2 separate regions of the Mus musculus genome follow, and region 1 is linked to region 2. The links are chromatin contacts, found by Hi-C in ENCODE. All regions are on one chromosome and are shown on one strand. Each heading gives the region's core, a stretch centred on a gene start or an enhancer-like site at or near the end of the contact. The rest is flanking DNA. Distances are from core to core; before and after follow the strand shown. Region 1 holds the start of Fbln1 (fibulin 1). Region 2 has its middle 16 kb from the start of Gm19277.

What was found. A loop is a pair of places that touch in the nucleus more often than their neighbours do.
Region 1: a loop to region 2 is called in a map of heart, with 1.9 times the contacts of the local background. The contact joins the promoter of Fbln1 here to the enhancer-like site in region 2. A Hi-C loop is called at or near these places in 2 of 37 maps with a recorded cell type or tissue (T-helper 17 cell and heart).

What each region holds. Positions count from the first base shown.
Region 1 is chr15:85,204,559-85,208,010 of GRCm38, forward strand. It overlaps Fbln1 (fibulin 1), which reads left to right and starts at 1,450. Exons shown (of 17, transcript NM_010180.2): 1 at 1,450-1,654. The coding sequence starts at 1,576.
Region 2 is chr15:85,170,682-85,174,166 of GRCm38, forward strand. No RefSeq gene overlaps it. Among named protein-coding and RNA genes, the nearest start is that of Gm19277, 16 kb to the left of the region's middle. Within about 2 kb of position 1,555, at least 1 of the 3 ENCODE cell types and tissues checked has a DNase peak (open chromatin) inside an H3K27ac peak, as active enhancers do; it is heart, where a contact is called at or near this core.

The sequences.
Region 1 (3,452 bases), core at 200-2,699, 34 kb after region 2:
CAGCCTGCTCACTCTTGTACTCACTATGTAGCTGAGGGGATGGCCGTAAGCTTCTGAGCCTCGGGCTCTCATCTCTTGACTGCTGGAATGATAGCTTTTGCCAGGACACCTGCTTTATGTGCGGTTGGGGATCTGACTCGGTGCTTTGCACATGCTCAGAGAGCATTCTACAACCTGGATTGCGCTTGAGCTGTGCCTCACTTCTGGGAGGCCTCCTGAACTGAACTCAGTCAGCAGGCTCTTCCTCCAGCCTCCCTGGTCTCTCTGCAAACCTCTGGCTTCTCGCATCTTTTGAAAGGAGGTTTCACTTAAAGATAGCTAAACACAGTGGTGCACGCCTGTAGACTGAGCTACTTAGGAGGAGCTACCTAGGAGGAAGTGGGGGGTCACTGGAGTCCAGGAGGTCAAGGCTAGCCTGGGCAACAGAGCATGATGCCCCCTTCTCGAATTAAAACAGAAGGGCATATTTCGTAAATGAACACCCTGGTAAGTTTCCACACGCTGACTATGTTAAGGGACCTACTCCTCAGCTGCTGCCGCTGCCTCTACTCTGCCCAGGAACACCAGTCTCCTAACCTCTGACCCGCTCTGTCCTTTCTACAAGGAGACCTACACAGCCAAAGTTCATCTGTGGTTGGTCCCACTCTGCACCTTCCGAGTTTAAGGTCCTAGTGTGTGATTACGCCCCTGAGTATTCATTCACTGTGGAGGATGTTGGATGACTCCCACTGGACATTATGGACGGTCTATCTAGCGCTAGTCTGTTTGCAGATATGCACAATTATTCCAGCGGAGCCTAATCCCTGCGTTTGAATTGCTTGTCCCACGCAATCAGCTAACTGGGGTCCTATGGTCCTCCAAATTTACCTGTAGTGGGTTTGTTTTTACTTTAATCTTGTTGTTTGTATTTCCGGACAGTGTTTGTCTGTGTATCCCTGGCTGTCCTGGAACTCGATCTACAGAACTAGCTCAGGAGATTTTCCTGCCTCTGCCTTTGGAGTGTTGGGCGTGTGCCATCACATCCAGTTGAAAGTCTAAATTTTTTTGCATTTATTTATATTACATGAATGCTGGAAATTTGAGCTCAGGTCCTCTTGTCTTCACAGCAAGTGTCTTATCCACTGAGCCATCGAGCGAGCCATTTTCCCAGCTTTTAAAAAAAAAATTTTATTGTTCTTTTTTTTTTTTTTAAATAAATCAGAGAGTCCTCTAAACTGTCTGGCGGCTGCCAGGGAGTCTACACAAGCAGGCTTCTGCTGGTCTAGCCTACGGCTGCCCGCTATCCTGACAATTTAGGTTAGACACTTTTCACGTGACTTTCTGCCTGTAGGTGGGTGGCACGTCTCTGAGCTTTGCGCTCTGCCTGCATCCCCGCAGGAGAGTCTGGGTGGCGGCGTGCTCCAGCTGCGCAGTGCTGAAGGGAGGGTCCCCGCGGGCCCCGCCCCCGCCGCGCCTCCTCCGGGCGGGATAATTGAACGCGGCGCGCAGGAGCCTCGCGTTGGCTGCCCAGGCCTGGCTCGAGCGTGTAGCCGCTGCCCGCCGTGCCTTTGTCCGCCGCCGGAGCCCGCCAGCCCCATGGAGCGCCCCGTGCCGTCGCGCCTCGTCCCGCTGCCGCTGCTGCTGCTCAGCAGCCTCTCGCTGCTGGCAGCCCGAGGTAGGGGAGCCCCGGGCCCACGGCCCCGCACTAGGTCCCCACCCAGGCCCCAAGCTCCCTGGAAGTTTGCAGCCCCCGATGCTCCGGAGCGCGCGCTGCACCCAGGGGTCATCGCACGGTCCCCAGAGCTGCGTGGAATCCAGGCCCACGACCCCCCCCCCCCAATACTTCCGGCTCGGCTCCAATGCCCTCCTCACTAGGGGGACTTGCTTTAAATCTTTAACCTTCCAAACAGATCCTCCTGCGGGTTCACGAAGCCGGGTCCTCTGTTGGTGAAGGCAGATCGCCTGCTGGGCCGTGGGGGTGGGAAGTGCTCTGTACTGGAAGTAACTTTAGTGCATCTTTTAAACCGCCTCCAACCCCTACCCTCGGGGGTGGGGGTGGGAGGTGGGTGCGGGAGGAACTACTGCACCCATTTTGCCCCTGAACAAACTGAGACAGGAAGACAGAGATGGGGGCAGAAAGAAAACAGAAAATAGAGAAACATCCCAGAGGTTTGGGAGCTGGCCACCTCTTCCCTGCTGGTTCACCGTAGTAGCAGATTAGTGGCCCAGAATCACGTCCCCAGTACAGGAAACTTAGAATGGAGTAGGGTCCACCTAGGCTGTACTTTTCTCAGTCCAAAAGCTGCAAGGCCTGACGCAAGCACTTTACCTGTCTATCAGAGAAGCAATGGGGTTGTAAATCTATGACCTTTAACCTCTTGTGATTAAGGGGTTCTCAGAGCCAAGCCTGGCCCTCCTGGAGTCTTTGTTTCTGCAGGGGGCCCTAGATCCACACCACCTTCTTGATCTCTTATTCTTTATTCCTGGGTTAGCTTAGTTTCTTTTGAACTCTCTGACCCTTTTAGTCAAAAGGTCACTGGTTGTGATAACTAACGACTGGGAGGAGTCTTAGAGAGAGGCAGAGGGGAGGGAGAAGGGGCTGGCTGGTCCTGAATCCTGGAGGAGTTCTGGCTGTTCCGGGCACTGGCTACAGCCTTGGCACATCTTGGGTCACTTCTCAGTGTAGGAGACAGGGTGGGTAGGCTCATAGGCCTGAGTTGGTGCCAAGAGCTTTGCAGCCCCTCAGAGTTCAGGGAGGCTTCTTGGAGCAGATTGTGTGCTTGGACCAGAGATGGTGAGGTGGGTCTGTGGGCCAAAGAAGGCATTTGAATCCCTGCCAGGGAGAGTGAAAACCAGAGAGGACTTTTAATAAGGGAGGAGGCACACCCGTTGCAAATGGCAGGGACCTCTGATACCCCCATATTGCTGCAGAAAGGAGACAGGTGGAAAGATGTGGTACTCAGAGTCGTGTCTCCTAGAGTCACTCAGGCCCATTTTGTGGCTTGTAGGGGAAGCTGCCTTGAGTTTGGTTAGTTCAGTTTGGTATGATCTTAGAAAAGGGTTTGAAGCTGCTTGGTCCCTTCCTGCAGCCTGTAGCAAGGCCAGGAGACCCTGATCTCAGGCCCCAGAGAGCTGTGGGGTGGGCGAGAAAGCTGACATCTAAAAAGGACCTTAGGGAAGCCAGCCCAGCAGAGTACCCTGTTGGCCATTCACTTGTCCCCCATTGGCTGTGTATATATTTGTATATATATGCAGAAGAGCCCTGATTTTTTTCTTGCTAAGGGACAGAGTCAGCCCATGACTGTCCTGTGACTATCTGTCCTGTTGGGCTTGGCTGCCTCAGGACCAGCTGAGGGTGTAGGGAGCAGACGGGGTGTAGGGGGGTGGGGAGGTGTTGGGAGAAACAGTTGTGTTTTCTCCAAGGCTTTCTTGGCCTCTGGCTCCAGCTTGCAGTTTCCGACTGATTAAAAGAA
Region 2 (3,485 bases), core at 305-2,804:
CAGGGACCGAGTAGCTAAACCTGTCTCTTTATGCAGTCGTATTCAACAACCCTGCCTCCTCCTCCGTTGAGACAGTGGATAAAATAAGTGTGCTGTGTTTCCAGGCTGCAGTCGGTGCTCTCCAGCAGAGCAAGCAGAGCCCGCCCTGCCCGCCCAGCCTCAGATTTTCTGTATGAGTACCTGTCCTTTCTTCATTGCTCATTGCCCACTCGAATTTCCAGCACCAAGCAGTGTAGGACGAGGCATCTAGCATTTCTAGAAAACAGAAACGATGTCTCCAGGGCTGGTTTCTTCTGAGTCCTTTTTTTTTCTTGGCTATTTATAGGCAGCCATCTTCTCCTTGTGTCCTTGGATGGATGTTGCTTTGTGTGTTTGTATGCTCTCCTGTCCTTGTAATGACAGCATCAAAATGGATTAGGACACAATGACCTCACTAAACATCAGTGCTTTACCAACTCCAAGTATGTCAGGTGCTAAGGTCCTGGGGCTTTGGATTTGGGTGGCAGGGGTATGATTCAGCCATTACAGCACACACACACACACACACACACACACACACACACACACACACACCATTTGGAGAAACAGGCAAGCATGTAAGAGGCACTGTTGGGGGTGTGTATCTATTTGGAGGGAGGACAGCTTGGCTGGAGATGTAAATCCAGATGTAAGGAGTTAAGATTAAATCAACACAAAGGAGAGGGAGGAGAACACAGGACCAATGTCTGGGACCCACGGGGTGGGGTGGGGGAGCAGATGGAGGCTGTGGCCATTGAATCAAAAGACCTGGAGTTAGGTAGAGTCCTAGGAAAGTCTAAAGGGAACGGTAACTTTAAGGCAGTGGTTCGTAACTTGTGGGTCACAACCCCTTTGGCACACCTCTATCTCTAAAAATTATGATTCATAACAGAAGCAAAATTATAGTTATAAAGTAGCAATAGGCATCATTTTATGGCTGGGGAGGGGGGGGGAGCTCACCAGAACACGAGGAACAGCACTAAAGGGTCGCAGCATTAGGAAGGTTGAGAACCACTGCTTTAAGGAGTGGTCTCCATGGATCCAATTTCTCAGCATTATGGCACGCACACCCACATATGTGGTAGCTCCGGAGTCTCTTCCTACCTGGATCTCATTCAGCTCTGTGTCTTCTACAGGATGGGACACAGTTAGGAGCAGCAGCTGAGTTTCATCGCCTCAGGGCCATGGCTTGGAAAGAGAATAAAAATAAAGATACAAAAATTGCTGCATCTACCTAGCAGGTATGGTTTTCTTGATTCACGAATCCAGCCCGCTGTCTGGGTAGGGCGAATCAATATGTCTTTGAACTTAAGATGCTCATGACTTCTCCCGGGGATTCTGAAGTTAAACAACACATCCAAATAGATAGTCTACTTGGAAGATTGAGAGAGAGAGAGAGAGAGAGAGAGAGAGAGAGAGAGAGAGAGAGAGAACTCCACCCAGCCTGTGCAGGCTTACTGCAGAGCTTGTTTGGCGTCCCAACATCCATTGGGATGAAGGGATTGATGCTTCCAGATGTTTCCAATCTTCTCCAGCCAGGAGTCTGGCTGGCCAACTGGGCCCCCACCCTCAGCCTGGCTGTCCACAGCCAGATGGACTTTCCCAGCTCAGTGTCTCTCACACCCACTGCAGCTCGGCCTGTGGCCTTGCCTCTTGTAGTAGACAGGGTCAAGCAGGCTCCTCTGCAGACTCTTCAGCTCTAAGATTCACTTTGTTGGGCCTCACTGGCTGACCAGGGTCTCACCATGAAGACCTGTCTATGTGGCCACTCTGAGCCATCCTCCCAGGCCTGTCTATGCAGCCACTCTGAGCCACCCTCCCAGACCTGTCTATGCAGCCCCTCTTAGCACGGCTGGTGTTGTGGGTATCCTAATGCCCAGGTGAGCTTGCTCCTGGTGATAGGACCTCCTACCTGCCGAGCCATCCCTGTGTTTGCGTGTATGTGGGCATGCTTATGTGTGTATGTGCATTTACACAGATGCACGTGCACAAGAATGTGCACAAGGAAAGCTAAAGTTGTTTTCCACGTTATTTGTTGAGGCAGGGTCTCTCACTGAACTACAAGCTCACCAATTTGGGTAGTGTAACTAGCCAGCTTGCCCCAGGGATGCCCGCTTTCCACACCTCAGGATTGCGGGTGGCCCCCACATTGGCCTGGTTGTCACTTGGGCTCTGGGAAATTGAACTAGAGTCCTTATGTTTGTGTGGTAAGCACTTTATCTGATGAACCATCCCAACAACTTTCTTTTTGATTTCATATTTTGAAAAAAAATTAAAATTGACAGAAAGTTTTGGAAAACAACACAGAGAGACTGTTTGGGGCAAATAGATGGATGTACTACCCTCGTGTCCGCCAGCAAGTGCAACTGGAAACCCTGGACACAGATTGACAGAGAGGTTGGGGCCAAGTAGGGACTTCCGGACCTAAGGAGGAGCCCAGGAAGTTACCATCCAGAACCACTCACTAATAGGCACAGAGTAAATTCAGCCAAACAGAGCTAGGACACTGCAGCCTACCAAGACAGAATAATGGCGTACTTTCACTAAACACAACAGTCAGAGGTGGGGAGAGACACCGAGGATGGGTTGGGACTACCACACGCATGCCATGTCCTGTGAAATGTCCAGACATCTTGTCAGTTGGCTTTGCAGAAGGCAGGGCAGAGAGCAAGACCTTCATTCCTGCCAGGGGGAACAGGTTCCTTGCCATGGCGTCAGTAGAGAGATCTCTCGCCTAGAATAGCAAGGCACTTTTCTCGTTCCTACAGGGATACAAGACTTTCATCATGTCCCCTGATGACAGAGCTGCCCCTCCACCAGCTCCATGGCTCTGGGCAGATAATGGTGGATGAGGCTGGTGGATCTGTCACTTCCACTCAGCAGTGACAAGGAGCAGAGCTCTCCCACCCTAGTGTATCAGGGACAACTGAGCAGGAAGGCTGGCCTTTTCCCCTTTTCCTGCTGTACAAGAAAGAGCCAGCTGTGGCGGGTCACTTAAATAAGATCCAGAGTCTCATATGAAATGTGAAACTGTTCAGGTTTCAACGGGAAAATCACTCATCATCCTACCAACTGCCAGAAAGATCGCGATCGGCGTGAAAAAGGACAAGAGATAGATATAGCCACAGGGCAGCGGGAATGGTGGGTTATCAGGAGGAGGTCTGGAGACCATGATGATATCAGCGGTTCAGAAGGCAATTACGTCTGAAAAAGAAAAGAAAAATAGAGCCCCGGCAAGTAATTGTAAATCACAAAAGGAAACAGATTCTATAAACAGAAATATAGAAAAATAGAAATCGTCCAATCAGAACAACAGAAGAAAGCCTTACGGAAGATCTCAGCAGAACTCTGGGGATAGTTGTCACATGGAATTCTGTACGAAGAAAAGGGTGTAGAGAAGGCATAATTTAAAACTCCCCACATAGGGGGAGCACACATATCTGAGAGGCTTAGTTAACCCTCAAATT